Regions from separate parts of the Homo sapiens genome. Here regions 1, 2, 3 and 4 are each linked to region 5. The links are chromatin loops, found by intact Hi-C in ENCODE. Cell type or tissue: mammary epithelial cell. All regions are shown on one strand. Links, peaks and the distances in the headings refer to the core of each region. The heading gives the core; the rest is flanking DNA. Region 1 overlaps SPOCK1 (SPARC (osteonectin), cwcv and kazal like domains proteoglycan 1). Region 2 has its middle 68 kb from the start of CTB-1I21.1. Region 3 overlaps SPOCK1 (SPARC (osteonectin), cwcv and kazal like domains proteoglycan 1). Region 4 overlaps SPOCK1 (SPARC (osteonectin), cwcv and kazal like domains proteoglycan 1). Region 5 overlaps SPOCK1 (SPARC (osteonectin), cwcv and kazal like domains proteoglycan 1).

Region 1 (6,379 bases), core at 979-5,978, 140 kb after region 5:
GCTGGAGTCTGAGAACAGGCCCCACTTTGCCTTGCCTCCACCCAGGGACACTGGACTAGAGCCTCCCCCACCACAGCCTCCGTTTCCCATCTGTAAAACATGGACTCTGCGATTGCTTCCAGCTCAAATGCTCTGATTCTAAAGATGGGATTTCCTCTTCAGGGATGGGATGTAACACGCCTCTGTGCTGCTTAGAGGTTGTCATCTACATCCAAATGTCGGTATCACACTGTGGTTTGAAATAAAAAACTGCTTGGCAAAGTCAGCCACTGTTACTGAAGTAAGTACTCACTGTACTTCTTATATTAGTAAGAACAGCTTGATAACATTTTTACTGATCATCTACTATGCAAAGTACTTAAAACGCCTGACTCAGTCATAGCAATCTTTTGTGGTAAGGACTACAACACTCTCCTTTTACTGATGAGGAAATTACAGCTCCGAGAAGCTAAGTAATGTATCCAAGGTATCGTGGTTAATAAGTGACAAGCGGGAATAGAAATCAGGCTGTGTGGCTCCAACCCTACTCCTATCCATTATACTGCACTATCTTACTTACCCAACCTTACCGCATCTATATTTCTACATAGGTATAGATGGTTAGAAGGAGAAGGAGAAGGAGATTTGGCAAGACCCAGCTCAGGATTGCCAACACTCACCCTTTCCTCCCCTAAGGCAGACATGGCTAATCAATTACAGAATTCTTCCCCACTGACTTGTGACCACAAATCCATTTCTGACTAATCAGAGTTCAAGATGAAGCTCGATCCTTTATCTTCATCTCTGGGATAATGGAATCCCATCAGAGGGGTGTAATTTGTTTAAGGAAGCACAGCTTGTTAGTGACAGGGTTGGAAGTAGAATCTTGGTCTCTTGACTTTCGGTCTAATGGGTTGATGGTAAGATCTCCCTATGCAAAGGACAGTGCCTTTTCTAACTGACCAGAGAGAAATAATAGAAGGTATACCAAAGATGACCACATCATCAGGTGCCAGAGGAGACTGCTCTAAATACAGCCCTAACACATGGTTCTTGGACATTGCAAGTTATCCAATTAATGACAACTGTAAAACAGCATTCCTGCTTTGTTCTGATTGAAATGAACAATTTGTAAAGCTGAGAAATTAACTTCCTTTCAAGGTAACAAATATTTGAAGTTGGAATCCCAGAAAACTTGTGAATTAAGCAAAAGAACAACAATGCCACTTATTTAATCCTTCTGGAAAGACTAGATTTTATTCACGCTTTGCTGGGAAAATTGACAAGTTGTATGACTCAGCTACATCAAACAAATGAGCCACTGGTCTCATTCCTGAGACACAGCAGAAGCAAGCTGCCAGAATTGAGTCCTATAGTAGCTAGTCAGATTCTTCCCCTACATTTAAGGTGTACAACAAGCACAGGTGGTCCCAAACCTGCCCAAGGAGGAGCTCCTTCTCATCAGACCACCATACCAGACAATACCACCAAAGGTAACTAGCTGCCAGGTACCTGGGCAGAGGCGGCATGGTGATATGAAAGAAAATCATCAACAAGGAAAAAAGCAGTGCCCAGGCTGGCTCCAAGCAGGCTGAAGTGGGACAGACAAAATGCAGGGTCCCCACCAAGGCACTCCTTTGTTGTAAGACCTGCAAGGGGGAACCTTAAGGAGGCATATGAGAAGAAACCTGTTTTATACAAAGCTCTCTTCCCTAGGATCTCACCTGGAATCTCTCCAAATAGATGACGGCTGCCAAATCTGCACACAGGAAATGCTAGCATCACCCTCTTAATTTGTCTAGTAGCCTTTTACACAAATACACTGTGTTCTTTGTGTGAACCTGAATTAATGATGCTAAGATGACAAAAATCACTCATTTAAAATTATTTGCAGAGTGGTAAGTAAGCAGGATTCTGGCAGTGGGTGTCAAAAGATCCTTTCATTAAATGTTAACTCTTCCTTGTGAGAGGTGGAGTTCAGTGGAGGCAGAGGGATTGGAAAAAGTAAGAGTATCCCAACACTTAGCAGGTCCTGCCCTGGGGAAAGCCAGACATCTCCGCTGCTAGAATGGGCCTAATGAGCCAGGAATTGGCATTGCTGCAAATATGTTTCTTTATAAAAGGGGATTCATTATTCCAGGACTCGCATTTCTGAATTCATGAAGGTAAAATTACAGCAATTAAGAATCATGCCTTTTTTTCTCCAAATGAATAGAAGCTCAAAATACCACCAAACAAAACTCCAGGTCAAATTTCATGAGAAAGTATACCTTATTGCCAGAAAACACACAGATGTGTGAAGAAACAATAACTGGCATAGTGCCTTTGCCCAATGTTCTAGAGCTCATCATGATCAAAGTATTCACTGAACATATGTCTGTCCAGGCTGTGTTGAGTGCTTAGGAAGCTGAGGTCTTGGCCCTGGCTGGGCCCCTAGTCTACTTCACTGAAGATAACCTAGGTGGCTATTTTTCCTGGAGAGACATGATGATTTTATAGGGCCTCCATGGTGTCTTTTAGAGCTGCTTTGCCTCCTTAGAGTGAGCAGGTCCTGAAGAAGTAATTAGAAAATGTGAACCTTTCTAGAGCCATGGCCTTCAGGATTCTCTTGATCTAGTCTCTAAGCCCTGGGCAACCCATCCAGTACTCCATCTGCCCCAGAAGTAGATTCTGAAAGAATAGCCCAGGGTATCTAGACACCATGCCCTCCATCTAGTGGGGGTCAGTTGCATCTCCTGACCCAGGAGGGTGGTGTTTCTAGATAGAGCAACAAGAACCCATGTTTCAGAGGGAGGAAGATGGGGAGCACAGAGACAGAGCAGTGCAGAACAAAATCAAATGACCTCAAAATCATGTCCTCCACATCCCATATTGACAACTCCTCATTTCCAAAAGCACCATTTTGGTTAAATCTGTGGAAAAAGAAAACAACCTTCTCTCATTTTGGGGGGCATGTACATAACTAATCCTTTCACTTGAGTCGCCCTGCCTGGCAGTGCCCCCCAGGATGCATTTTGAGTCACTCTCTATAGCACCTGGCTGTGAAGCCATGAATGGATCATCATTTTCTAAGTATTATCACACGCAAGGAACTGTACTTTACATGGATTTAGATTACTTAATCCTCAAAGAGCCCTGTGAGGTTGTTTGTATTTTACCCCACTTTATAGAGGAACAAACCACATCACATAGGATGTAATAATTTGGCCCACATCACCCAGGTCTGACTCCTGAGTCTAGTCTCCTAACCACTATGAACTCCACTGCCCTCTAGTGTAATTGTTGGGTTTCTCTAAACAGTGAGGACACTAAGGACAAGGACTGAGTCACAGTCATCTGTTTCGTCAGCACCTTAGATAGGAATCACTGCTCAGCAGGCACTGAGCAAATGGTCACTAAGAGGCTGTGTCAGCGAATAGGTAGGTGAGTGAGTGAATAAGTGAAGGTTGCTAGTCTCCATACTGAATCCTCAGCCTTTCTCGGGCACACACATGGTTCCAGAGCAGAAAATGTTAACATTCTAAAGAAAGTCTAGTGAAAAAGTCCCCCAACTTTTATTAAGATGTGTGACTTTATATCCATGTTTTCAAAGCATCTTTGCAATTATTCTTAGAATCACTCATTTAACACTCCAGCACAGTAAGCCAACAGCCACAGAAACGTGGCCAGCAGAAATATATCTGCTTAAATAGGTGTGTCTCACTTTGAGAAAAACTGGAATATAAAAACCCAAATATCTATGTAGAAACATAAATGGGGGAGGCATTCCAATTTTAAAAGGATTCACAAGTTTCCTCTAAATAGCCTGTTGCCTTGGAAATTTCCATTTTAAATGTCTGATTTTGGCACCTTCCAAAAATTCCATCTTTTAAATGTCTGTCCATCCTAAGGTAAATGACCAATGAGTTATAGTTACTAAGAAAAGCACATGGCTTCATGTTATAAAAGTCCAGGCCCATTTCAGAAACTGCCATGTGCATCCAGCTGCAAAAAAGCACTCGAAGAGACAGCACTCCTAACCCCCCTAAAATGAAAATTATTACAAGGCAATATATATGACACACAGAGGTCTTGTTTCAAGGAATCTGTCCCAACAAAGCAAATAAAAAATTCAACAGATCTATATGTTATGAGGGTGGTTGCCTCATCTCCGGGTGTCGAAAACAGCATGAAATTCCTAATAACCGAGACCTTTACACAACATCTTCGATGAGATATTTTCAGTTTCAGTCAATGACTGAGATGACAATAGATTCCAATTTTAGGAACTTAACTGTATTATTACAGCCATGAGGGTCCAAATATCAGAACCATTCATTATGATATGTGTTTAGACTGTAACTAAGTTCATTTTCTTGGCATGAATATTCATTATTTTTCTTTAATTGTTAAAATAAAAGTAAGTGTGAATGTCAATCTTCTCTTCCAAGAAAATTAGCATCTGAAATATTTCTGTGGAGAAACAAGGCAATAATGAAAATGATGAATGAATACTTCTCCTTCTGGGAATGTACACAACCAGTTATTCCTCCCACAGCATCTCAGGGAAGCAGCGCCCACCCTCCACAGGGCTCAGGCACTGGGTTTGTTTCTGTCTGATGAGAAAGCCTTGATCAGACTCCATCTGAAAAGGTCTTCCTGGTATCTGGCTTCTTTAACACACCAATTGTCATGCTTTTATTACTATTCCCATCACAGAGGACAGCATGAAGCCTCGAGTTTTCTTGTTTTATTTAAGGTACTCAAAACTCTGGCTTTTATCATGTCACATACATACGCCATCAGGAGAGAGGACAAAGCAGCTGCAGAGTATCAAGGGATCTAAAAACACACAGGCTGCCTGGGCAAATCCAGAGTACACTAAGAAGATCTGTTTAAGTGCTTCTATTTGATTCCCGCCCCCACTTCAGAGTAGGTGGGGGGAACCTCTCTTTGGGTAAGGCCAAGCAAAATACTCTCAGGGGCTCTGTCACCAAACAGTTCAGTTTCAGTATCAGAGCTTAAGTGGGAACAAAGGCTAACACCAGTAGCTAATAAGAGCATTTAGTAAATTTGTACATTTGCTTTCTGTGTATACATAGATCATCAGGGATAATTATCTATAGGTTTAAATAAGACCCTCAATTAAAGCATTACCTCTCCTGGATAATCAGACTCTTAAAAGAAGAGCACAGATTTAATACAACTATAAGAGGGAGACCCCCTTCACATATCTGTCAAGTGGTTAGCCAACATTTGTTTGGCCTCTACTGAAAAAGAAAAAAAGACAATGAAATTCTAAAAACAGGTGCTTGAAAACAGCAAGCACATCATTTATGTGTGGGTTTAATCACTTTCATGAAGACAGACATCCTAGGTAAGTCAAATTCATTCAACACAAATTAATTGAGCACCTACTGTGCTCCATGTACTCCTTTTGACACTAGGTCTGGAATGTGCTTTCTCAAAGGGGGCCACACTGTCCCTCAAGGGAGTGAAAACTGGTTTTTGAGGGATGAAAACAAAATCTTACACTTCTTTTTACATATAAAGCACAGATAGACAAATAGCATCTAAACAGATACACAGTATATTGGTGGCTTTAAATTTCAGAAAGGGGAGAGGCAATTAGGAAAAAAAAATTTAAGTCTTCTTAGGGAAGTGATAATGAAAAAAACTGTTGAGACACGCTGATCTAGAATGGCAAAACTCCCTACTCTTACGGAGCTAATAGTCTACCAGTGACATACAGATGATAAACAAGTATCCATGCTATGGCAAAAATAAAGCAGGGAAAGGAGATAACAACTGGGCAGGAAGAGACTGAGGATGGAGACAGGAACAGACCACCATTTCCATCAATTAATTTGTCACTTTTCTCCCAATCATGATATGAGAAAAATGAACTTTTGATGACAAATTAAAGGGGTAGCCCCTATAATCCAAGGCAGCCCTGTACATAATGTGCTATAACATGAAAAAAAAAAAAAGTAAAAAGCATGACAATGAAACAACAGGTGTAGCTATGGGGGATTGTCTGTTCTCTACGTATTAAAAACAGCATGAAATTCCTAATAACTCAGCTTTTGAAATATCATCTTAGATGACACATTTTCAGCACTTCATTTGTGCCCTTTATTTTCCTCTTTCCTCACAATTGACTACGTAGTTGGCTGTCTTAATTCCAGGGACCATCCATCTGAGACTAATGATTCACCATTTGGGGCCTGCTTAATGACTCCCAATGTTATCTCCACATTTGTGAGACCCAGGTTTCAACACATATTTTCAACAATGAGATGAAATTATTCTCATTTTATCACATGTTGATAAAATAATGAGCAAAAACATGTTCTAAATGTTCAAAAAATTGCTCAAACATGTAAGGTTGTACAAGCAAAGGTGATGGTCTTGCCAAAAA
Region 2 (6,379 bases), core at 438-5,437, 270 kb before region 5:
TCTATGATTTTTTTCTTCATTTTGAAATGTATTACTCACAGTCCCAGCAAAAGTACAGGATATACTTAAGTTGAGTAACTTGAAGAGAATTTAGTAAACTTACTATTTATAAGAGAGTGGATGGAATATAAGGAAACCACAAGAGATAGTGCAGCACCTAGGGTTTGGTATTAGTGGGGATGACATTGCCACCTGGAGCTTGAGTGGGAGAAGACAATGGTCAGAACCCAAAACAGAGAGAACTGTGTAGGGACCACCTCCTGACAGCAAGAGGAGGTAGTGCAACATCACTGGGAGGAGAATACATGCCTCAGCCTCACTCTTCCCCTTCCCTACCAGTGGCTTCCTCTGGCCAAATACATCAGAAACCAGCAATCAAGGCTGCAGCCCATTTATGCAGCCTACACCCCTGGGCATAGGACAGGGTCAGGGAGTGTAAAGAGTCCAACTAGAGGGGCAAACAGAAGATATCCAGCCCAAACTGCCCAAACACACTTTGCTTTCATTGTATGATATTCGAACATTAAAGATAAAGCAACCTCTCCCCTACAAAGAGGTAAGCATTGTTTTACGTTTAGTGTATGTCTTCCAGACATTTTCCTAGTTTGTTACCTGTATAATATATGTCCTCATAATAGGTGCAATTTTGTTCTGCCTGTGTGGGCATGTGTTTTGTAAACAGTGTGATACAATACGTATTGTTAAAGAACTTGCTTTTTTACTCAACAATTTGTCTTGGACTCTTTTCACATCAGCATGTAGAGACCTGACATTATTTTAATCCCCTGTGTGGCATTCCACAGTGTGGTTGATAGGAGGGCTGTTCTCCAATGTCCTAGTTCTCTCTCTCTCTCTCTCTCTCTCTCTCTCTCTCTCTCTCTCTGGGCACATAGTAGGATGGGAGCATCCCACTCTACTAAACTCAGGTTGCCAGTATGATTGCCTTTGGTCAAGGAGATATAAACCCATGTCCCATATGTCACTCCCAGGCAAAAGCTTTAAGAGCTGACACATGCTTCATCTTTCTCTTTTCACTTGCTGTTGAGACTAGTGGTGTTCTCGACCAGCACTGCCTAGTAAAAAATATAATCTAAGCTGTTATCTAATTTTAAATATTCCGTAAGTCACATTTAAAAAAAGTTAAACACAGGCAAAATTAATTTTAATAATGTATTTCATTTACCCAGTATACCCAAACTATTATCATTTCAACATGCAATCAACACGAAAAACTATTAAATAAATATTTTACACTTTTATACTCAGCCTTTAAAATCCGGTATATAACTTACACTTACAGTGTTTATCAATTCAGACTAGACACATTTCAAGGGCTCAATAGCTCCATGTGGCTAGTAGCTACCATGTGGGACAGTGCAGTTCTGTCTGCATCTTAAGGATGATGGAGCTGAGCCCCAGCTGAAATGTGTTGAGTTACTTTTACTCACACTACAGTGTGAGAAATTTTTTATTGCTTTTTTTAAGGCATCGTGACTTGGATGTTGTTTGCTCCCACAGAATCACCTGATCTGTCCAAACACACATATCGTAATTCATTTAATCATTTCAATATGGGTGGACAAGCAAGTTGTTTCCAATTTTTCACTGTTATAACAAGATGTTGGTGAATATCTTTATGCACATTTTTGTGCTCAGATGGAACTTTTTATATCATAGGCATTTATATATTTTTTTACTTTAACAAATTTAAAAGGCTGTCCAACGTGTTTCAAATTTTCACTTCTATTAGAAATATGTGAAAGTACCCATTTTCCCCATATCCTTACCATTACCTGATATCATCTAATTTTTTATTTCAAATACTTTTTCTATTTGTTTTTATTTACATCTCTTATAGTTGATATAATATACAGCCCATTCTTCTAACATCGTATTTTTATATAATTAAAATTTTCTTGAAACTTTGTTTTTAAATGGCAGCATCAACATGTGGCATAGATATAGCAAGTCAATTTAACCATTTCCCTAGTTTCTTGGATATTCACATTGAGATTACTTCCAAACTTTATTATACATATCACCATAATGAACATCTTTTGTGCAAACAACATTTTATACATTTCACTTAATTTTCCTATGATAAGTTCTAAAAGTGTAGTTACTGGCTTGAAAGGCCCATACACATTTATAGTTCTTGGTATTTGCTAGCAGATTCTTTTTTCTTGCTAGAAAATTTGTATCGATTACAGTCCTTTAGGGAAATTTCAGGTTTTTATATGACATAAATTGAACATTTGCCATTTACAGATGCTTTTAGATACATTCTTGCATCTAATGCTTACAAGGGTTCCATAAGGTGAGCAAAAGGAAAATGACCTGCCAGGGTCACAGCGTAGGTGAGAAGCAATGCTGACATTTGAACTCAGCTTCAGACAACAAATTCAGGTTTGTTTGTTTGTTTTGCTGAATACTTCAATTGCTTCCTTAACATTGACCATGGAAAAATAGGCTTCTTCTTGATCCCCATTTCAGCCACAACTTGTGGCCCCAAGTAACTCATTAGTTTGGGTCTTCAAGGAGAGAGAACTAATATTACCAATGGCTTATTTCTGTAAAAATCCTCCTCCGTGCTTGAAAATAGGAATGTCACTCTATAATTTCAAGATGCCAGGTGAGGGCACTGCTGGCCCATAATTTGTTTCAGAAACAAAACAGAAATGGTCTCAAGAGGAGGCTAACAATTTTTTATATGGTTTCCCTCAGAGAGACACCTTCCACTGAAGGAATATTAAACTGGTGTCTGGCATAGAGAACTGTTTTCCAGTGGGACTCACTGGGGTTCTCTATTTGGCGGATTTATCCACACAGACCAACTTGTTTCAAAATGAAAAGGGAGCCATAATAAAGTAAGATGTTAAGCTGTTTTAGGTGGAAACCACTGCAGATATTTTCTAGTATAGTTCTCACTACTGCAGACAACAATAAAATGCAAATGGGGAAATAGAGCGAAATGCAAAATTTCCTTTTAGAGTTTAATAGAGTTGAGCCTATCAGAAAAGATTAGAAACAACTTCTCAACATTTTTACATTTTGTTCTTTGGATGATGTTGATATATTATAGTTTTAGCTGAAAGGAGAATGTTTGTGTTCTCTGAAGTCATCTATCCCTTGTTGTGATCTGAGCTTCTTTCTTGTCTGGACCATGGCCATAGTGTTCTGATCAGGGTTCCTTCCCCCATTGTCACATCTCCATACCCAACTCACCCTCACTCTGCATACTACATTCTGTATGAACTTTCTAAGGTAAAAGTTGGATCCTTTCACATCCCTTCTCAAAGCTCACCAGTGGTTCACCACCCTCTAGAAGATAAAAGCCTTCACATACCTTATACTACCTTCAAAATGAAGCTTCTACCCACTTTCCAGCTTCATATTATGCCATGCTTCCTGCATCCCCTCGTAATACTGTGCTCCAGTCACACTGAACTTCTTGCCTTCTGCTGTGGTCTGAATATGTCCCCACAAATTCACATGTAGGAAAATTAATCCCCAATGCAACAGTGTTGGGAGGTGGGACCTAATTGGTGGTGTTTAGATATGAGGGCAGAGCCCTCATGAATAATTAATGCCACCATAAGAAGCTCTTAAAGAAGTAAATTCACTCTCTTTTGATCTTCTGCTATGTGAGAACGCAATGTTCCTCCCCTTCAGCAGACACGGCAACAAGGTATGAGTTTGGTGCAAAAGTAATTGTGGTTTTTGTCCTTTCTTCCAATGGCAAAAACTGCAATCACTTTTGCAGCAACCTAATACCATCTTGGAACCAGAGACTGAACCTGCCAATGGCATGATCTTGGACTTCCTAGTCTCTAGAATTGTAAGAAATATACTTCTGTCATTTATAAAATATCCAGTCTCAAATATTCTGCTATAGCAGCACAAAATGAACTAAGATGCCTTCCCCCAAATGTGCTCTGCTCTTTAATATCACCAAAGTTTTATACCTACTCTTTTTTCTGCATAAGAGTTTATTCATTATTTTACTCAACCTACCAATCCCTCTCACTCTTTAAAACCCAGCTAGCAGGTCACCTTTCTAGGATATTTTTTCCCAAATCTCCAGATATAATCACTTGTATCAGTCAAGGTTCTCCAAAGAAACAGAACCAATAGGACACACACACACACACACACACGCACACACACATGCACACACACAGATACAGATAATAGATATCAATATGTGAGAGGGGGCCAGATGCCATGGCTCACTCTGTAATTCCAGCAGTTTAGGAGGCCGAGGTGGGTTGGATCACTTGAGCTCAGGAGTTTGAGACCAGCATGGGCAACATGGCAAAACCCCATATTTACAAAAACATGCAAAAATTAGGCAGGCATGGTGGCATGTGCCCATAGTCCCAGCTACTTGGGAGGCTGAGGTGGGAGGATCACTTGAACCTGATCCTGTGGAGGTTACAGTAAGCCAAGATGGCACCACTGCACTCCAGCCTAGGCAACAGAGCCAGACCATGTCTCAAAAATTTATATCTATCTATCTATCTATCTATCTATCTATCTATCTATCTATCTATGGGTATTTATTATGGGAATTGGCTTACATAATTTTGGAGGCTAAGCAGTCCCACAGTTTTTGATCTGCAAGCTGGAAAATCAGGGAAGCCAGCAGCCTGGCTCAGTCCAAGTCTGAAGGCCGAAGAACTGGGAGAGCTGAATGTGTAACTCTCAGTTCAAGGCCAAAGGCCTTGGTTGGGGGAGGGATTTGTGCAAGTTGCAGAGTTCAAAGGTGAGATAATCTTGAGTTCTGATATCCAAGGGCAGAAGATGAGTGTCCCAGCTCAAGAAGAGAGAACAAATTCAGTTTTCCTCTGCCTTTTTGTTCTATCTGGTCCCTTAATGGATTGGATGGTGCCTGCTCACACTTGGTGAGGGCAGATCTTTCTTACTCAGTCTACTGATTCAAATGTCAACCTCTCTCAGAAACACCCTCACAGACATACACAGAAATAATGCTTTACCAGCTATCTGAGTATCCCTTAATTCAGTCAAGTTGACACCTAAAATTAACCATCACATGACTCCTCTATTGGTACTCCCATGAGTGATCTTAGGACTACATTATGTTGCTATTTCTTATTTTGAGTGCCTATCAGTACCTCTGTACAGAGAGCTCCTACACGAAAGAGATCATATCTAATTCATCATCGAATTCCAAACCTAAGCTTACACTTGGCACATAATAGACCCTCAATAAACTATTATTATTTACATTTTGGTAGATAAAGAGGTTTTTCATGTCAGTAATCTGGCAGCATGCCATATACACCATTCTAAAATTTTATGGAGGTTCTGAGATATCATTATTCATAACTTTACAATTCATACTTACAAAGATGTTTGTGCTTACTTTTACTTCTATCTTCTTCTGGATTATTTGGTTTGGGCAGAAGGGGAGAGGATATCTGAGGTTAGAATTTGGTCCAATGCCAGCACAGGTTTTTTTTTAAAAAGAGATGGAATTTAAGTAAAGGGAGGAAGATTTCCCAAAGGGTAAGAAGGGAAACCTGCTCTGAGTATTTAACAGAAGAAAGCAGAAAGATTAAAGTGGAGAAGGAAGCAAGAATCCTTGAGAACAGTTTTGCCACATTGTAGGGAAGAGAGATGGGAGAGAACAGGAGTGAATTAGGGAGGAGAGAGAGAAGTGAGTTTAGGCATTTATTCCTCTTCCTACAACTTCTATTTCTGCCCCCAGTGGCAGATATTAGCAGTGGTGAAAGACAATTGCAAAGTTCTACCAACTCGCCATATTCGTTTAGATGGTAATAAACTCTGCATGATCATTACATCTCAAAATGTAGAAAGTCACTAAAGGGAACATTATACATTCAGAGATCTATAAAGCTTGTCACTACAGAGTGTATACTATTTTAATGAGTCTTAAACTCTTTACACAGGCCCTATATCCACACAGAGTCATAACCAATAGCCTATAAAAACACATGCCTGCACGTGTGTGCACACACACAAATATGGCATCTCACACATCTATTATCCCACCTGGGGCATGACTGTATTTTCCTACTGATGGATTGAGCTCTTGGGTTGAGATGAACCATCTGTCTCCCAAATGGATTTCTAGTACTTCAATCACATCTCCAGTAATCACTTTCCCTAAACACATTAGTGGGAAATGATGTAAAAAATAATTAAGCATAACTATCCAGTGCATTAGAAATTGATGGTATCTATGTTGTGTAAATTAGAGACATGTATCTGGTTGATACATGTCTATCTATCTGGTTGAGAAACATATCCAAGAAAATGGAGCAATGGCTCTCAACTACATGGATGTCACTCTTTTTGGCAGAAAAAATATTGCTTCTTACTCCTTTAGTGCACT
Region 3 (6,379 bases), core at 869-5,868, 70 kb after region 5:
AGGCTGTGAGATAAAAGAGAGGCTGATTTGAGCCCCAGGGACAGAGTGTTCATTCACTCAGAGCTCTTAAGCTGAAGGCAACCTCTGCAAGGCAGGTGGCAGGGCCCTGTGTCTGCCTTCAGAGTCTTCCAAGGCTGGGGCTTCCAGAAACTTGCAGCAAGAGCTTCCTGGTCCTAAGTGGAACTCTTTTGGTTCCTGGGGATGTCTGCATAAGAAGCCAGGAGACTGGTGCAGTCTCAGCCCAGTGCACTGCCGCCCACGCCAACCCTGGGGCTGCAGCTCAGCCAACTTTGACTCACTCTCCAAGAATCATTCAAAATTGAGTCAACAATTAAGAATGATTACCAGATGACCACTAATGATGAAAGTTTCTCAAGGGTTCTGAACACACAACATCCAATGGCGTTTCTGCTGCTTGAACAGCTTAGCAGGACATGTCAGTCCTTCATTGCCCCTTCTCACACTTCCACACACCACAGGATGAAGACATTTATAGATCTCAAGAAACCTGGGGACTAGACCACAGGCAGCCCCAGTCATAGTTATCAGCTGAGGCATTTTCCCCAACAGATGCCAAGTGCTGCAGCAGAGAACTTGAGATTTTCACTTGAGTGGATGTCAGAGACAGAGAAAAACAGGTTGGCCTAGGGTGATGGGTGTCAAAATCTGCAGTACTACATGACAAGCTTTGTGGCAGAATTTGAGCTTATTTTTGCCTCTGTATCCAACTTTGTTAACATGCCACACTGTCCTCCGGGTGGTCTCAACGGACAGTGCAATCACAAGGATCATGAATCAGCTGAGCAGATCCGGGAACAGCACAGACTCCAAGGCAGAGTAGCTTCTGGAACAGCACGGACTCCAAGGCAGAGTAGCTTCTGGGACTGAACCCTGCCTCTGCTGCTTGCTAACCTTGCTATACCTCACTTTCCTCTCCTGTAAAAATGGGGATAATAACAGCACCTGCTATTGCTTGGTGGTTGTCATGAACATTTAATGAGTTAATATCTGTAAGTACTTAGACCTGGAACATGCTAAGCACCTCATATGTGTTTATTAAGTTTTTTGTGTTTGTCTTTTTTCCCAGAGTAAATAATCAGTTTTCATAATAACAAAGAACCATAGTTAACACTCACTGAGTGCTTTTGACATACAGGCAGTGAACTCTGATTGGATTACCACATTTAATTTTCATAGCCACCAAAGGAGGTAGCTGCTATTAATGTGCAAGTCTTAAAAATAAATTGCTAATGAGAGATGCAGGACAAACCTGGTCTGTGACTCCAGAACCCAAACTCTTCACCAGTGTATGCTTGAAGCATGAGAATCTCCTACTATCTTCTTTAAAAAGCTGATTGCGGGGCTCACCTCATGCCAAGGGCCCAAGTGCACCATATTCTTAAGAGGCTTTGGGGGCAGAATGAGACTTACTGGGTAAAAGGAGGGGGCAGCCAGATTACCCAGTGCTGCAGAGGATGGTCCACGATTCCCTCTCAGTACACCCCACAGGATGAGGTCACCAGCCCTGATCTTTCCCCAGAGGCTGGGGTGCCCAGCTCTGGACACCTGAGCCCTCAGCCTACCCCCTCTGAATGCAGCCATCCCCCAACTGAGTCAAAGGAACCATGGTCTGGTCAATTTTGTTCCTGTAGTTTTGCCATCTGTCACCCTACCTTAGGCTAACTCCTGTAGACCACCCTCCACTTCTGGAAGCTAACATTTCTTTAAAAACAAAAAACCTCCAACCCAAAATACTAATAAATAAAAACTGTTCGTTATTAAACTCCCTACATACTTAACAATTTGCATACAGAAATCAAGTCTGCTAAAAATCAATTACTGGGGTCTGAATACTTCAAACATGTATGCAAATTATTTAGAGTAAATGAACTTCACAGAGCAACAAAACAGTAACAAATCAAGCTGTCAGCATTTGTTTAATCACCTCGCCGCATTTTGTTTTTGAGAAACAGCAACACTGGGATTGAAAGGGGATGAGGAGTGTGTCATTTCCATTTAAACTCAGGCCTCCCAAATACGTTTTACCTAGCAGCCTCAAGGCTCAGGGTGATGGATGCTCCTGAAAGGCACCCAGCACCAGTACTGGAAAGGACTGTGGCTGCACTTTGAAAAGGGAAGGATAAGAGATCCGAATAATAAGTGGCATTTGAGAGGCCTTTTAATAAGTAGGGGAAACTGTAGGTGAGAAGGTAGGAGAGGCAGCTGAGCGTGACAGCCCTGAGCAGAGTTCAAAGTTTCCTTGTCATGGTGCTATTGATTTCCTGGGGACTTGCTCCAAGTTTCAATCTCTCTCCGCATACAAGGAGTGAGAGGATGCAGACATCCCCAGAGGATGACAAAGCCCTGTGTCTTCTCTACCTCTTCTATCACCAAACCTGCAGGACTCCTGTGGACCCAAACAGGACAGCATCCCTAGCACAGAGCAGGCGCCCACCAAAGGTTAATTTTATCTTTCCCACCTATATGCAGAACTATTCAAGAGTCAACTGGCACCCAGCACAAATCCAATTATTTTTTTCAAAATGACTTTTTACAGAAACCTTTCTCAAGGAACAAACCAAGAATGAATTAATTTAAAGAGATTTGTTAAGCTGTAAAGCATTGAATTCAAAAGCCAGTTAATTACTGGTTCCATGTAACTTTTTTTGATTAATTTTATTTTTAAGCTCACTACTTGGTCTCAATTAAGGTGGTGATATTTTAATTATCTTAATTGTTTCTGAACTTGTTTTTCAGTTCAACGAGTTATTTTTTAATTAGCTACATTGATTTTAAAATCCTGAATCAAGCCTTTGCACTCTTCTTGAGCACATCCTATAGGCTAATTGGCAAAGGGTCATGACACCTAGCACAGCAGAGCTTGATACCACCTCAGAGATGCTCAGATGAGAAGAAGGTTCCATTTTGTGGGGTGGCCCAAAGGGTTCCTCACCTGGGGGAAATCACACACATTTGTGTTTATTCAATTAATATTTACAGAGTATCATTCAGCGTGAAGAATCTTTCTGCAGGCTAAAGGTGAATACAAAGAGGTGAGCAAAAAGATGTTCTTCCAGCTCTCCAGGGGTTCACCGTTGAACATAGGAGACAGGTGAGACAGGTAAGGTACCTAATTCAGCCTTTCAGGGGGTCAGGTGAGACTTCCTGGACAGACTGACATCTATGGAAAAGTAGGTTTAAACCAGATAATAGGATGAGGAAGAACACTCCAGATAACAGGAAGTTGTCTTTCCAGGGGTAAGAAAGTTTGTGGCAGGCTTAAGGAATTCAAGTGTTTCATGAGGCTGGCAGCAGTTGGAGCAAGCCGGTGAGTAAAAAGGCTGGAGAAGAGGCTGAGCCTGGTCCTGAAGGGCCTTGGAGCCACAGGGACCATGCTGGGGAGCCAGGGCCTTTGAGTTCCACAGTGCCTTCAACCCAGCATGCAAGAACCTGTGACCAGACTAAAGTCGGGGGAGAGGGGCAGGAAGAGGGAACCCTAAATATGCATTTTATGTAGAAAGTGGCACTTAGTAAGAACAGACACACTACATATATTCTCGTCCGCCAAATGACAGAGGACATCAGGGCTGAAAGGCCCAGTGGTCAACTCTTAGAACCCCTTTTCTCCTGCCAGGAACCTCCTTCCTCCCTCTCCCCAGGAACACCAAGCCACACAGGATTCCGGGAGGCACAAGATACCTGTTGAGACCAGTAAGCAAAAGATTAATCTAAAACAGCAGCTTGAACTCCTGGCCCACTCTGGTGAGTTCCAGAATCTTCCTCAGGCCAGAGGCCACTCGATTTGCAAAAAGTCCACCAGTTAAAGATGCCTTGTTGTCTCGCTGTTGCTTTTAAGACTGCTCTCTGCCTGAGTCATGCGATCCCAAGGTTCACGTGAAGAGCAGACACTCCCAGTGATTCATTAGGAGTGACTTAATGGACGACTGACAAAGAAATTACACCAAACTGTGAAAACCTCGTCAAGCTATGAGCAGGAACATTTATTGCAGCTTGTCTGTCCCCATGGTAACCCGTGCATGCATCTTGCCTCCCTTGTCTCCAGAGAGGCTTGTTCACCAGCTGACGACAGAGCCTCTCAGAATATAAAATAGAAGATTCTGCCCATAGGATTTTTGCTGTAACCAGAGAAGAATGGCAGCTTGGAAAGCCTCCTCACAATTCTTTCCTTTCATATTCAAGGGGCTGGCCAAGTTCTCCGAGGCCAAACAAAGGGCCTATTAGACATGTGCCTGGATAGGGCAGAGAGCAGAGTGGCATAAAGGTTGGACTCATGCATTTAAGGATTGGGGAATTGGTGGGGAGGGACACAGGACAGACAGAGACAAAGAGGCAGAGGAGAGAAAGATGAGTCTGACCAAAGATAGCCCTCCTGGGAAGAGACCTTTTCTTTCCCCTTTAAACTGAGGTCCTGGGGACTTCTTTCTGTGTCAAAGATAAAAGCATCTTCTCTGTTACATTATTTGTGTATGTGTGTGTGTGAGGTGGGGGAGAGGGTTATAAATTGATAACAGCCTTTTTTGGGGGTCAATTTTTTGGTTGTGCCCTTAAATGATAACAATTGTTAAATGTAGGTAGATGGGTGTATAGCAGTTTATAGTATCCTCTCAACATTTTGGTATACATAAAAATTATAACAAGAGAAAAGGGAAAAAAGAAACATCCTATGACCCAGCAAGTGAACATATTAGGCAAAAATGTTCATCTTAATAATCTGTAATAAGGGAAAATTATAACACTTTGAATGTCCATCTGTGTTAGTCTGCTCGGGCAGCCATAATGAAAGTACCACAGACTGGTGGCTTAAACAACAGAAATTTATTTTCTCACAGTGCTGGGGACTAGAAGTCTGAGATCAGGGTGCCAGTAAGGTGAGGTTCTAGGAGGGCCCTCTTCCTGGCTTGCAGCCAGCCAGCTTTTTGCTACGTCCTTACATGGTCTTTCCTCGATGCAAGCACTTGGAGAGACAGAGAGCCAGCCCTCTCTCGTGTCTCTTCTTATAGGACACTTATCCTATCAGCTCAGGGCTCCACTCTTTGGACCTCTTTTAACCTTAATTACTTTCTTAGAGGCCCCCTCTCCAAATACAGACATCCTAGGAATTGGAGCTTCAACGTGGGAATTTGAGGGGGATAAAAACATTCAATCCAGAACACCAACTGTAGGGAAATGGTTTAGTTAATAACATAATACATTTTTTAAACATCATGCAACTATTTTACAGAAACTAGTAGATCTATATTTGGTAACATAGGTAGATATTTATGATAAATTAAGTGAAAAGGCAAGTTGAAGATGAGAAAACCAATTTGAAACGGTAAAGTAACTTCCCAGCACCATAAAGCCTTAATGGCAAAGCCAGTACTCAGAACCAGACCTGCCTTCTTCCAAAAGAAGCGCCTTTCCCTTCCCTACCCTTCCTCTCCGGACAGCCACAGCCTCTGCCCCACTCACAGACCAGGGCCCTCAGTTTCTCCTGATTGCCCTCTATCTCATATCCTGTCTGCAGCAAGGAGACAATGACAAGCCATGACCATGGCCAGGGTCCAGAGCAGGTGTCCAGCCCTGGGTGATCTTGGCATGTGTCTCTGAGATGAAGGAGTTAAGGACTACCCACTACTGAGAGTGTCTGGGAATTGCTTGGCCCCTCTGCTCACATGCAAAGCAAGACATTATGAGCAACCACTGATAAGCCCAACATGGTAATTTACATGTCCTGATCATTAGAAAAGAAGGCGTTAAGAGGGGTCTGCCAGAGCAGCTGTGGAAATGTGTGTCATAAAATCAACAACCACAAAATTTTATTAGCCTGGGCAGCCAAGCCTCCCTTCTCAAAGCTATCATCTCACATTTTCCCTGCTCCCCAGCTGCTCTGACAAGGACCCTCACTCAGCATTTCCATCAAGAAATTGATTTCCCTTTGAAAGTGTGATGGGAGTGGAAAGAGGAAGTAGAAGGAAAGGGGGAATTAAATAGAAAGGAAGGGGAGGGAGAACATTACATACTCTGTCACCCAATTAGGGGGCTGACATGGAGACAATGACAACGACCAACTATAGAATAATGTACTATTATCCTAATTCAACAATAAAGAAACTGATACAGAGATCAGATCATTCTTAATTTACCAACTGGTAACTGACAGAGAAATGTTAAGCCTGTTTGTGGTCACACAGCCAGTGAGCCTGGATTTTAATCTTGGCGAGTCTCACACCAAGGCTGATACTTGAAGCCACTAAGCCACTAATGAAAATAACTTCTGATGGGGATAAAGGTGATGATTAAAGTGTCAAGCAGCAATGTATCACACCCCTCTGTCCACCTTCCCCAAGATTCATGTTACCCAGAAGACCTCATAAAA
Region 4 (6,379 bases), core at 507-5,506, 240 kb after region 5:
GACACGTCAACCCTACAAGTCAACAGGTTGAAGAAAAGTCTGGCATTCACAGAAATAAAACATTACTGCAAGGCCACCTCCTTCCTCCAGAATGTGAAGCATTCATGACAAAAGAGAGAATTCACTAACCATAATCTACAAATAAAACTAGTCACGATGGGCATATTTTCTCTTATTTTACTCCATCAGATGAAACTAGTTTCCAAGATCCGCATAGCTATCAATTTCCCCCCTCAATTCATATTTTTATTCTTCTCAGTAGACACTTTATTTTTGTAAGCTGTACCCAGTTTTGTTTTGATAGCTCACCAGAACCTGGAGTAACAAATACTTTTAATTTGATTATTTAAAAAGTCTCATTAATTTTTCAAGCCACACAACATACACAAGCACAAATGAATTCACCAGACACCTGCAACCAGTGAAGGTTAATAGTCATTTAATGTAACTGCATACGTTACAAGCAATCTTCCTGTCCCACTGCATTTTCAAAGACCACATAAATATGTAATCCATTCCTCTTTTTTCCTATCGTAACATTCCACTGGGGCGATTCTGATGAGCTGTCCCCCCGCTGCCTCCACAGTAAAGTGCTGCGCAGTGGCTGATGGATAGATACTGGGTTTGAGTAAAGAGGATTTCTGCAGCCATCCATAAACCCAGCTCATTTAAATTGGTAGCTGTCGACTACCTGAGAAGAAAGAAAAGGCTGTCCTTAAATAATAAAAAAAGCATGGCTCTATTGTCTAGAATGTCAAGCAGAATTCCTATTTCCAGGTAGCAGCACTGAGGGACCACCTGATTATAATGAGGGGTTTGTCTGTCTTCTCAGCCCAGTCTCCTGGGAATCCCTCTCAGTACCTTGAGAAGAGGTAAGAGTGCTCGAGATTCCTCTCCCTGTAACTAGGGTTCTGGTGGATGGTGAGCCAGATAATTGTTTAGATGGCCAAGTGGGTTTGAAGTGGAAATAGAAACAAATCCAGGATGTTACTAGGAGACTACCCTTTGATTAATGGGAATTCAAAGATGAAACAAGTATTGCCTATTGTTTAATTTTCCCTTCTTTGAAAGTAAAGTGTTTGGGGAGAAAGCTAAGACTCTAAAAACCAGAGCATATATGAGACAGCACAGAGCAGGCCCTCCTTAAACTTTTCTCTTGGTCAAGATAAAATTTTTCCTAATCCCAAGACATGCTGCTGAGGGCAGAGACACTCAATAATGTGGATTTACTGACCGATTCACCTGCTTCTCTGTAGGAAATCAAAGTTCATTCATTCACAGACTTGCTCAGTGACAGAAGACGTTTAATAGATGTCATTCTATCCAGGGCATACAATTCATGCTTTAGCCCCTAAAATTTGCCAAGCAGTGCAGTTGAAAGCTAAAAAACATAAGTCACTTTCTCTATATCAGCAGTTCAAGTTTGTCCAATCTCTGCCCTCAGAGAAAAGAGGAGGCACACACAAATTCCAAGACTATATATCATGAAGGTTATGGAGCCTGTTTGAGACATCACAGAAACTACCCAGCTGAATTTTAAGCTGCCTCTCATCAGAGAACTGAGGATTCACAGATTTCCAGGGAAATTGCATTTTGAGGGAAATTCTTCTAGGTAAAAACCCATATAATTCAATGATGAATATTTCCTTTGGCCTTTAATTGATTTACAAGCAATGCTCCATGGCTAGCTTTAGGTGAAAGATCTATTAATTTAAAACCATTCATTACCCCTTTCTTTCATCTAACACATTTTTCCAATATGCTTATTGTTCACTATAAGTAACAGATTGACATCTCTCCAAGAGCAAGTCCTTTTAATACTTGTAAATGGTTTCTTGGAAGGCATCAATGATAAAACTAGTTATGTTTTCAGTAGAGTGATGCTAGGATACACTTTTATGCAATGCCATAAAACTATCCTTCTTATTTAAGTAGCATCAGCAAGACAGTAGAATAGGAAACCCGAGAGCTCACTTCACAACAGAAACACCAGCTTTAACAACAACACATGAGGCCGGGCGCGGTGGCTCACGCCTGTAATCCCAGCACTTTGGGAGGCCGAGGCGGGTGGATCATGAGGTCAGGAGATCGAGACCATCCTGGCTAACAAGGTGAAACCCCGTCTCTACTAAAAATACAAAAAATTAGCCAGGCGCGGTGGCGGGCGCCTGTAGTCCCAGCTACTCGGGAGGCTGAGGCAGGAGAATGGCGTGAACCCGGGAAGCGGAGCTTGCAGTGAGCCGAGATTGCGCCACTGCAGTCCGCAGTCCGGCCTGGGCGACAGAGCGAGACTCCGTCTCAAAAAAAAAAAAAAAAAAAAAACAACACATGATCCAAAAAGCCTTTATGAGAACTCCAGAATTCAGTTAGGAAGTCACAGTACCCCAGGCAACTCAAAATCAAGAACAGCTACATTGAAATGGGTAACAAAAAGCTATTTTATTCCAACTGCATCAATCCTTCTCCCAAGCCAGCACAGCTCATGATCAAAAAGAAGAGTCCAACTTGTGGATTCTCCCTTGGGAGGGAAATTGAAGAAATTGAAACACTTCCAATGTTCCAGCTTTTCAGGAAACTGCCCAAGGGACTGGTTTCTGTCCTGCCTGATTCAGAGTGCTGATGGGAAACTGACATACCTTGGATGCCTGGTATCCACAGAGAACAAAAGAGAGCTCAGAAGCTTGTGGCAGCACCAGAGAACTTGTAGTATCACACAGAGACACCAGCACAGCTTGCCACAATTTTCAGAAAGCACCCAACTCATGGCTTCTCCACTGGGAGGGAAAGGAAGGGTGGAATGTATATATTGTGTTCTGGCTTTTCAAGGGCTGCTAGAAGGAGTGGTTTCTGTTTTGCCTGACTTAGAGTGCTGACAGACTTAGAAAACTTTGGATACCTGGGAGCCAGAGAACAGAAAAGAGCTCAATGCCAGAAAAAGCGCCAGAAAACCTGAAATACCTCATACAGACACCAGAGGGAGCAAGAGGCTACAAGCGCCTGAAAAAGAGACCAGCAAATCTCTCTAAATGGGAAATTACACACACAAGCCTAGAAAAGATTTCTCTCCCCAAAAGGTTAAGAGACGCTTGGAATCTCTAGCTGGGCTGATTGCTGAAGGTCTTTCCCTATAAGAAAAACCATAAGGACTGGGGAAAGTGGTTGTGTTTTCAAATGTGCAAATCCCAACACAAAATTATAAGGCTCACAAAGTAATGGGGAAACACAGCCCAGTCAAAGTTACAAAATAAATATCCAGAAATTGGTCCTAAAGAAAAAGAGTTATATGAATTATCTCATAAACAATTCAAAATAGCCACCATAAAGATGCTTAACAAGCTCAGGAAAATTGTGTATAAACAAATGAGAGTGTCTGTAAAATGAAAAAGAGTATTTTTTAACCAAAGAAATTTGTGACCTGAAGAACACAAAAACTGAGTTGGAAATTTCACTAGAATAATTCAAGAGCAGAACTGTTTAAGCAACACAGAATCAGCACACTCAGAGACAGGTCATTGGAAATTATTCAGTCATAGAAACACCAACCAGAAAAAAAAAAAAAAAGTGAAGAAAGCCTAAAGGACCTACTATGGGACACCACAGAGACCAATAGGTATATTATAGGTATTCCAGAAGAAGGAAAGACAGACAAAGGGGCAGAAAGCTTGTATGAAATAATAATGGCTCTGGTAAAGGAAATGAACATCCAAATCCAAGAAGCCAAATAGATCTCAATCAGAACATACCCAAAAAAGTCCACACTGAGATACATTATAATCAAGCTGTCAAAGGTTAGACAAAGAGAGAATTTTGAAAGCAAGAAAAAAGTAACTCATCACATACAAAGGAGTCTCCATGAGACTATCAGTGTATATATCAGCAGAAACTTTGCAGGCCAAAACAGAGTAGGATGATATATTCAAAGTGATTAAAAAAGAAAAAAAAGGGCCAGGGCGGTGGTTCACGCCTGTAATCCCAGCACTTTGGGAGGCCGAGGCAGGTGGATCACGAGGTCAGGAGTTCAAGACGAGCTTATCCAAGATGGTGAAATCCTATCTCTACTAAAAAAATACAACAAAATTAGCCAGGCATGGTAGCAGGTGACTGTAATCCCAGCTACTCAGGAGGGTCAGGCAGGAGAATTGCTTGAACCCCAGTGGCAGAGGTTGCAGTGAGCCAACATCATGCCCTAGCCTGGGCAACAAAGTGAGACTCTGTCAAAAAGAAAAAAAAAAGAAAAAGAAAACTGTCAATCCAGATTTGTGTGTCTGTGTTTTTCAAAAATTAAGAAAAATTAAAGGCTTTCCTAGATAAACAAAAGCTGATAAAATTTATCACCACTAGACCCGCCTTATAAGAAAAGCTAAATGGAGTCCTTCAAGTTGAAAAGAAAGAATGCTAAAAAACACTGGTCAGCAACATAAAAGCATATATAAGTATTAAGCTCATTGGCTGAGGCAGGCAGTGAACCCAGGAGTTCGAGACCAGCCTGGGCAACATAGCAAAACCCCATTCTTACTAAAAAATACAAAAATTAGCCAGGCATGTTGGCACAAAACCTGTAGTCCCAGCTACTCAGGAGACTGAGGTAAGAGAATAACCTGAGCCCAAGAAGTCGAGGCTGCAGTCAGCCATGATTGTGCCACTGCACTCCAGCCTGGGCATCAGAGTGAGATGCTGTCTCAAGGAAAAAAAAAAAAACACACACACACACAAAACTCACTGGTAAAGGTAAATATATAAATATTACAAATACAGAATATTGTAATACTCTAACAATGGTAGGTAAATCACTTAATTCTGGCATAGAAGTTAAAAGACAAAAATACAAAAATAACTATAAAGGTATGTTAATGGATACACAATACAAAAGATGTAATTTGTGACAATAACAAAACAGAGGGGAGAAGTCAAAGAGTAGAATTTTTGTATGTGACTGAAGCTAAGCTGATATCAGCTTAAAATAGATATTACAACTGTAAAATAAGCCCCATGTAACCACAAAAAACCTACATAAGATACATAAATGAAAATGAGAAAGGAATCAAAGCATATCCTTACCAAAAAAAAAATCAAAAGAGGAAAAAAGGAACAAAAACACTAAGAGACAGGCAGAAAACAAAGTGCATTTTAGTCCATTTTAGTATCACAGGAAACCTGAGACTGGACAATTTATAATAAACAGGAATTTATTTTCTCACAGTTCTGGAGGCTGGCAAGTCCAACACTGAGGGGCCAGCATCTAGTAAGGACCTTCTTGCTATGTCATAACGTGGTAAAAGGAATCATGGTGAAAGGAATCACATGGTAGAAGAGCAAGAGAGAGAGAGTAAAAGGAAGATGAACTCTCCCTTTTATAACAAACCCACTCGTGCAATAACTGTTATTTCATTCACTCCATTCTCATGGCCTAATCACCTCTCATTAGGCCCCACCTCCAAACACTGCTGCACTGGGGATTAAGTTTTTAACATGTGCATTTTGGGGAACATATTCAAGCCATAGCAAAAAGTCAATAGTAAGTCCTTCCCTATTGGTAATTATTTTCAATGAAATTGAATTACATTCCCCAATCAAAAGACATAGGGTAGTTTAATGGATTTTTTTTAAAAGAAAATGAGACTATTTGCTTATTTTAGATTTTAGGACACACACAGGATGGAAGTGAAAGGGTGGAAAAAGATATTCCATGCAAAAAGTAACCAAAGGAGAACAGGGTGGTCATATGTATTCATACAAAATAGACTTTAAGTCAAAAACTGTCATAAGAGACAAATAAGAACATCACATATTGATAAAAGGGCCAATTCACCAGGAAGACATACCAATTATAATTATATTTGCACCTAACATTAGAGGAGCCAAATATATGAAACAAACATTGACATGACATGGGCTCAACAGAAGGGGAAAAAAAAAATAACAAGCCATACTTTAGAAGGGATTAATATCCAAAATATATCAAGAACTCAAATAACAGCAAGAAAACAACCCAATTTTTAAAATGGGTATTTTAAAAAACTGAAATAGACCTTTCTCAAAGAAGACATACAAATGGCCAACATGTATGGGAAAAAAAATACTCAACATCACTAATAAGCAGGGAAATGCAAGTTAAAACCACAATACGATATTACCTCAACCTGCTGGAATGACTATCACCAAAAACACAAAAGATAAGTGTCGGCAAGGGTGTGGGGCAAAGGAATCTCTCACATATTATCAGATAGTGTAAATTAGTACAGCCATTACGGAAAACAGCATAGAGGGTCCTCAAAAAATTAAAAAGAGAACTACCACATGATGCAGCCATCCCACTTCCAAGTATCTACCCAAAATAATTAAAATCAAGATCTCAAAGAGATATTTGCATTCCCATGTC
Region 5 (6,379 bases), core at 871-5,870:
CAGATTTCCCAACCAATCTTTCCTTCCATTTTGCATAACACTCTAATACATTGGTTGGAATGAGTGAATATTTTCCGTAAATGGTCAGTAAATCTTTCTCTTTTATGATTTGTAAAGCACAGCTAACAACCTCTTTCTGGTTCATTGCTCACACAGGTCTCAACCGAGTACATTTCTCTACCACACCACACTCTGCTTTGCCTCTCATGCTTTGGGTATTATTTTTAACATTTTATTCAAATTGCTTTCTCCACTGTATTTCATCAACCTATCATCCATTTTTTAAGCCAGACTGTTGACAGTTCACAGTTGACAATTTTGTTCACAGTTGATGAATTCTGATTTGTTTTTATTCACCCAAAATCATGTCACAGTAGGTGGAGGGGAGCAATCCTGAGGCTTTGCCGGCTTTAATAATTGGGCAGGAAGTGAGCGGCTGCTGACTGCACCAGTCAGATGCCAACATGCTGTTCCTGGCTGACGGGAGAATAACCACCCATTTCTGCACAGAGCTTGAGTGGCTCAGTGTTCATCTGGAAGAAGCTATGCACAGAAACAAGGGAAGGTCTTTGGTCTCATTTAGAACCTTATTGAACATCCATAAATACATGTGTTCCTTTCTGCATTTAACACATATTCACTGAGCATCTACTATGGGCCAGACCCTGGTCTAGGTGTAGAACCAATGGGACAAAGGCCTGTTTCCATGAAGTTCACATGGCAGGCATTGATGGGAGTCAGGGAATTAAGCAAGAGAGAGAAAGAGACAGAGAATAAAGGAGAGGGAATGATGTATGGTGTGATCAGTAAATCTTCTGGAAAGATGACATCTGAGCAGAGAACAGAATAAAGTGAGTCATGCAGCTCTCTGGGGAAGGAGGGTCAAGGAAAAAGGAAGCACAAAGGCCCAGGGTAGAAGATTTTGACTACACTTGAGAAACAGTGAGGAAGCTAGAGAGGGATGAGGAGAGCGGGAAGGACCATCTTAGTGGAACCGATGGTTGGCCTGTGTGTGACCCACGGCACAGTCTTTTATTCTCCCTCTCTCCCTCTGTGTGGTACACACACATTTCTATGAGTTAAGGCTTCCAAATAAGTCAGAGCCTTAAACTTCTTGAAGACCAAGCTGTTAAAAATGTAAAAGAGGAAAATGCTTTTTTTTTTTACAAGAGAATAGCAGCTACAAAATTTAAAAGAAAGGCTAGAGTTAGAAAGTCACCATTTTGAAACTCCTCATGTAATTAATTGAGTCAGAAAAGGACCATTTAATATTTGCTAAAAATTTTGGGTGAAAGTTATTAGAGAATGAAACATTCACACAGTCTTAAAATGTCTCCTTATAGTGTTATTATTACACAAAGAAGAAAATGCACACTTTCAATAAAACAAACGGCAGTCACCCCTTAACAAAGGGACCAAGGGTCCAAGCTAATACCACTGGCGGCGGGACAGGCTGGCATGTGCCTCCTAATATGCAACAAAAGAAAATACACAGTAGCACCTGTGAGGCACTGTATTAAAAAGGTTGAACCCGACTCTATGCATTAGGAAACAGACAAATCCAAAATTGAGGACATTTTATAACAGTCTGAACTCTAAAAGCAAACCAAACAAACCTGGGGCAGGTGGATTATCATACTAGAGTAATCATTTCTAATTAAAATAAATTAAAAATCGGAAACAAATGAAATGAGTGAAAGTTAACAGAACCTTGACTAATAATTATTATACAAAACACATTATTATACAAACATTTGGGGAAGAATTTCTGTGATGTTAATGTGAACTATATGCTAGGTGATATTATGGAATGTTCTTACAGGCATAATACCTACTAAGGTTAAGGTGGTTATATAAGAGAACACCCCTTTTCTTAGGGGTGAGGTGTCACAATGCTGCAAATTACTTCTAACTAGTTCAGGGGAAAGTACGTATGTATATACAGAAAGCAAGAGTACACAAATGTGCCAAAATACTAACGACTGCCAAATCTTTTTGTTTTGTTTGTGTTTTGAGACTGAGTTTCGCTCTTATTGCCCAGGCTGGAGTGCAGTGACATGATTTCAGCTCACTGCAACCTCCGCCTCCCAGGTTCAAGCAATTCTCCTGCCTCAGCCTCCCTAGTAGCTGGGATTACAGGCACCTGCCACCATGCCCTGCTAATTTTTGTATTTTGTTGTTGTTGTTGTTGTTGTTGTTGTTGAGATGGAGTCTCGCTCTGTCACCCAGGCTGGAGTGCAGTGGCGCAAACTCGGCTCACTGCAAGCTCCACCTCCCAGGTTCAGGCCATTCTCCTTTCTCAGCCTCCCGAGTAGCTGGGACTACAGGCACCCGCCACCACGCCCGACTAATTTTTGTATTTTTAGTAGAGACGGGGTTTCACCGTGTTAGCCAGGATGGTCTCGATCTCCTGACCTCGTGATCAGCCCACCTCGGCCTCCCAAAGTGCTGGGATTACAGGCGTGAGTCACCGCGCCCGACCTAATTTTTGTATTTTTAGTACAGACCGGGTTTCACCATGTTGGCCAGGCTGTTTTCGAACTCCTGACCTCAATAGATCTGCCCGCCTCATCCTCCCAAAGTGCTGGGATTACAGGTGTGAGCCACTGCAACAACTGTCAAATCTTAATGACGGGTATACAGCATTCATTGCATTATTCTTTAAATGCTCTGTACATTGAATAATTATTAAACTAATAGCCAGGGGAAGAAAATTTAACTTGCTTTGCCCAGTGGTGCTAGGAGAACTCTTCCCAGAAACCACTCCTCTTTTCCCTCCCTAAGCTCCTCCCTCCCCAGTGGCTTGCCACTCTCAGGTGTTGCAGTTACTGTCCCTCCTGCAGCTCCCGCTAGAGGGCGGCTCTCGGGGCAGGGACTGGATCCTATTTCCTGCTGTATCCAGGCTGGCTTACACCTGGTAAAGAGCTGACCTTCAGTAAGGATTTGTTAAAGGGCCAAGTGATCCAGGTTTTCCAGAAGCACAAAATTCTCTTGATTGATATCAGCAATTAGCTTTGCTCATTTTCTTACCTTGTTTATCTTGTCAGTGATTTAGCACACCCTTTTCTAGTGAGTGAGGAGGTAAGTTTCAGTCCAGTTCATGTACAGATTGTCACAGGCTTGGTTTTAGAGGCAAGGCTGAATAGTTTCTCTAAACTGTGTGACGAAACCAGTGGAGAGTCTTGCTGTCCTCCAGGCAATGCAACCAAGAGTGGCCGGCACCGTGGAGAGGAGTGCAGCCCTGACCTGCACGTGCAGGCCCACCCCCAGCAGGCTCCTGGCCCCTGCTTTAAGCTCCCAAACTGCACACAAGGGGAACTGCCTTGGCTCACCTCCACTGTTCTCACTTCTGGACATTTTCCCTGTTATCTCCTCTGCCTGGGATTTTGTTAGGACTGGACACTATTTTGACATTTTAAATTTCTGTGGGATTTTTTACTTAACTGGGATTTCGGAGAATAGTGCAGATGAGGAAGGACTTGAAGTTCCTGGGCCTGTCATCCTCTCTAGGAGATGGCTGGCCCCATGGAGGGAGGACAACCTGCTGTACATCAGAGAGGTGGGACCATGCACAGCCTCACCATGCAAGGCCTGGATGCAGCAGAGAGCCCAGACCCGAAGGGCTCTCAGTGAAGGCCCACAGTTGGGCCAGCTGCAGCCCTCCCCTCTTCCGAACGGGGCTCCAGTGCCTTTCCTCCAGGAAAGCTTTTCTGAGGCTCCTGCCTCTGTGCCCCAGGACAATTCTCTCATTGCACTCACCACTGGACAGTGCTTATCTGTTTACATATCTACTTCTTGAAGGAAATAGTATCTTTGACTAGAGCCTAGCATATCACAAGTACAGGTGCTCCTGAACTTACTATGGGGTTACATTTCAATAAACCCATCTTAAGGTAAAAATAATCAGAGATTGAAAGTGCATTTAATATGTCTAACCAACAAACATCATAGCTTAGCCTAGCCTACCTTCAGTGTACTCAGAACACTCACATTAGTCTACAGTGGGGCAAAATTATCTAAGATAAAGCCTATTTAATAATAAAAAGTAGGATATCTCATGTAATTTATTGAATACTGGACTGAAAGTAAAAAAAAAAAAAAAAAAAAAGAATGGTTGACGGGTAGCCAAAGTACAGTTTCTAGTAAATTCATATCTCCTTTGCACCATCTTAAAGTCATACCATTTTCAGTTGAACCATTGTAAGTCAGGGACCATCTGTGTCTTATACATTTTTTGTTTATTTATGGGATATATCTTATGTAACCCTATGTGAGAGCAGGTGTTAATACATTCATTCTATAGATTAAGAGCAGGTGTTAATACATTCATTCTATAGATGAAGAAACTGAAACTAGAGAAAGCAAATAACTGCCTCGGGGACACAAGGTGAGTAAGTAGCAGATTTAAAATTTTTTTTTTTGAGACAGAGTCTCGCTCTGTTGCCCAGGCTGGAGTGCAGTGGCATGATCTCAGCTCACTGCAAGCTCCGCCTCCTGGGTTCATGCCATTCTCCTGCCTCACCCTCCTAAGTAGCTGGGACTACAGGCGCCCACCACCACGCCTGGCTAATTTTTTTGTATTTTTAGTAGAGACGGGGTTTCACCGTGTTAGCCAGGATGGTCTCGATCTCCTGACCTCGTGATCCACCCGCCTCGTCCTCCCAAAGTGCTGGGATTACAGGCGTGAGCCACCGCGCCCGGCCCCCGCAGATTTAATTTTTAATTCAACCCCTTCACTTCTCCCTAGTCCAGTGCTATGTGTAATGACTCACAGACTTCTACAACAGTGAGGGGTTTGGCAAAGCCTTTACAGGAATCCTAGGAGGACAGAGAGGAGACAGAAATTATGCCAGAGCTCGGGAAAGGGAGAGAGAACAGGAGGTGCCCTGCTGGCGGCTGTGTGGTGCTGACCGGCAGGGAAGAAATGGAGTCAGCCAAATACAACCCTTGCTTGTCAACTGTGACTTGTCACTAGTGATAGTGATGTTAGTCAAAGCCACTTTAACATGTTGCAATTAGCTAAGCCAACTTACAGAAGTGAAGCTGATCAGCTCACAGACCTGAATCAGGTGATGTGGCCACCTTCTGTGTTCCAGAAGCTGACAGCAGCCAGACTTAGCCTCTCCTGGAGGCATAAAGGCCTGCAGCTATTCCTAGCTAACAGATTAACTGTGAAGTGTGATCATCAGAGCTCTCCCAAGCAGTCCAGAGCGGCCCAGCCAGGGCCTCAGAAGACAGTTCTGTTCATAGGATCTGGTCTCCGAACTTGACTCCCACCTGATGCAAGCTCCTAGAGAGAGCTGTCCATGCTCATACACCCTAGGGCCACATATAAGCTGTACCTTGAAAGTGGACAGGAAGAGGTTGCTGAAATAAATTCATCATCTTCCCAGAAACTCTAGGAAGTTGGAGACTATCACTTTCATTTTACAGATGAGAAGGAAAAGGGTAAGAAAGGAAAGAACACAAATAAGAATGAAAGAAGGAGAGAGCAAGAAAAGAAAGCTGTAGAGGAGGCATGGCAGAGGAGAGGAGGGAAGAAAAGAGAGAAGAAATACAAGGAGGAGAACAGAGGAGATGCTTCAAGTATAGAAAAAAGCACAAAACATCCCAGAGAGACTTGGGAGATGCAAGAGGCAATGTGGGAGCAGAGACCTCGTTCACATGTCTCTCGCCCAGCCTGGATATGTGGGCTCAGGCAGCGCTAGGAGAAAGGAAGAGGATGTTCTGAGGTGCTGGCACCTGCTTAAAATTAAAATGTCTCTGCAGCTATAAATGCCCTCGAGATGCCTGTCTCTCCAGCTGTCCTGGTTTCCTTGCAGGGGACCCAGCCCACACTAAGCCTCCTCTCCATGCTGCCTGTTCCCCACTGGCTCGGGCAGTTTACTCCACAGACAGAATTCACCGGAGGTGGAGGGCAAGTTGAGGTGGCACCTGATTCTATCATGACTCACACCTCTCCAGCTGTGATGGTGGGTAGGGAGAAACTCTCTGCCCAGGATCTGTCTGCATCTCTCATTACAAACCTAGTAGGGAATCTGACACCCAGGGCGCCACTGCTTACTGGGGTTAAAGGCAGGTCAATTTACATAACCTGTCCAAGTCTTCATTTCCTCCTCACTAAAGATAATCCCTACTTCCTGCAGCCATCCTGGAAGTAGAAAGGATAACTAATGATCTCTAGATCTCTAGTGCCTGGCAGCATTCCTGGCACATGGTAGACAATTAATCTTTGCTCCTTCCTCCATACCCCAAAGCCCACATTCATTCTCTTCTTCCTCCAATAGCTTCTCCATGCCGGACTGATCTCTGTAAAATGCAAATGTGTTTGTGACACCCTACCCCAGCTTACAACCATTCCTTGTATCCTGCTATCCTC

Evidence for each region. A loop is a pair of places that touch in the nucleus more often than their neighbours do. Peaks named below come from ENCODE experiments on the same cell type or tissue, not always from the same donor. Only the 100,000 strongest peaks of a DNase experiment are listed, where the experiment ranks them.
Region 1: it touches region 5 in a loop (13-fold over the local background); 17 of 110 quality-filtered maps call a loop at or near these places.
Region 2: a loop joins it to region 5, with 5 times the contacts of the local background. A loop is called at or near these places in 5 of 110 quality-filtered maps.
Region 3: it touches region 5 in a loop (7-fold over the local background); 6 of 110 quality-filtered maps call a loop at or near these places.
Region 4: it touches region 5 in a loop (9-fold over the local background); 7 of 110 quality-filtered maps call a loop at or near these places.

Annotation. Positions count from the first base shown.
Region 1 is chr5:137,217,374-137,223,752 of GRCh38, forward strand. The region is part of intron 3 of SPOCK1 (SPARC (osteonectin), cwcv and kazal like domains proteoglycan 1); the gene reads right to left. Among named protein-coding and RNA genes, the nearest start is that of SPOCK1, 280 kb to the right of the region's middle. RefSeq lists a silencer at 3,225-3,374. In mammary epithelial cell, for the core only: a CTCF peak has its summit at 3,245 (motif pointing left); DNase peaks (open chromatin) are centred at 1,298 and 3,308.
Region 2 is chr5:136,799,936-136,806,314 of GRCh38, forward strand. No RefSeq gene overlaps it. Among named protein-coding and RNA genes, the nearest start is that of CTB-1I21.1, 68 kb to the left of the region's middle. In mammary epithelial cell, for the core only: a CTCF peak has its summit at 2,646 (motif pointing right); no DNase peak of the experiment used is centred there.
Region 3 is chr5:137,142,601-137,148,979 of GRCh38, forward strand. The region is part of intron 3 of SPOCK1 (SPARC (osteonectin), cwcv and kazal like domains proteoglycan 1); the gene reads right to left. Among named protein-coding and RNA genes, the nearest start is that of SPOCK1, 350 kb to the right of the region's middle. RefSeq lists an enhancer at 2,864-4,063. In mammary epithelial cell, for the core only: no CTCF peak of the experiment used is centred there; a DNase peak (open chromatin) is centred at 3,951; H3K4me3 peaks cover 325 bases; H3K27ac peaks cover 2,554 bases.
Region 4 is chr5:137,317,652-137,324,030 of GRCh38, forward strand. All of the region lies in intron 2 of SPOCK1 (SPARC (osteonectin), cwcv and kazal like domains proteoglycan 1), which reads right to left. Among named protein-coding and RNA genes, the nearest start is that of SPOCK1, 180 kb to the right of the region's middle. RefSeq lists an enhancer at 2,103-2,602. In mammary epithelial cell, for the core only: a CTCF peak has its summit at 2,975 (motif pointing right); DNase peaks (open chromatin) are centred at 2,650 and 2,950.
Region 5 is chr5:137,072,521-137,078,899 of GRCh38, forward strand. The region is part of intron 5 of SPOCK1 (SPARC (osteonectin), cwcv and kazal like domains proteoglycan 1); the gene reads right to left. Among named protein-coding and RNA genes, the nearest start is that of CTB-1I21.1, 340 kb to the left of the region's middle. In mammary epithelial cell, for the core only: a CTCF peak has its summit at 2,850 (motif pointing right); a DNase peak (open chromatin) is centred at 2,841; H3K27ac peaks cover 335 bases.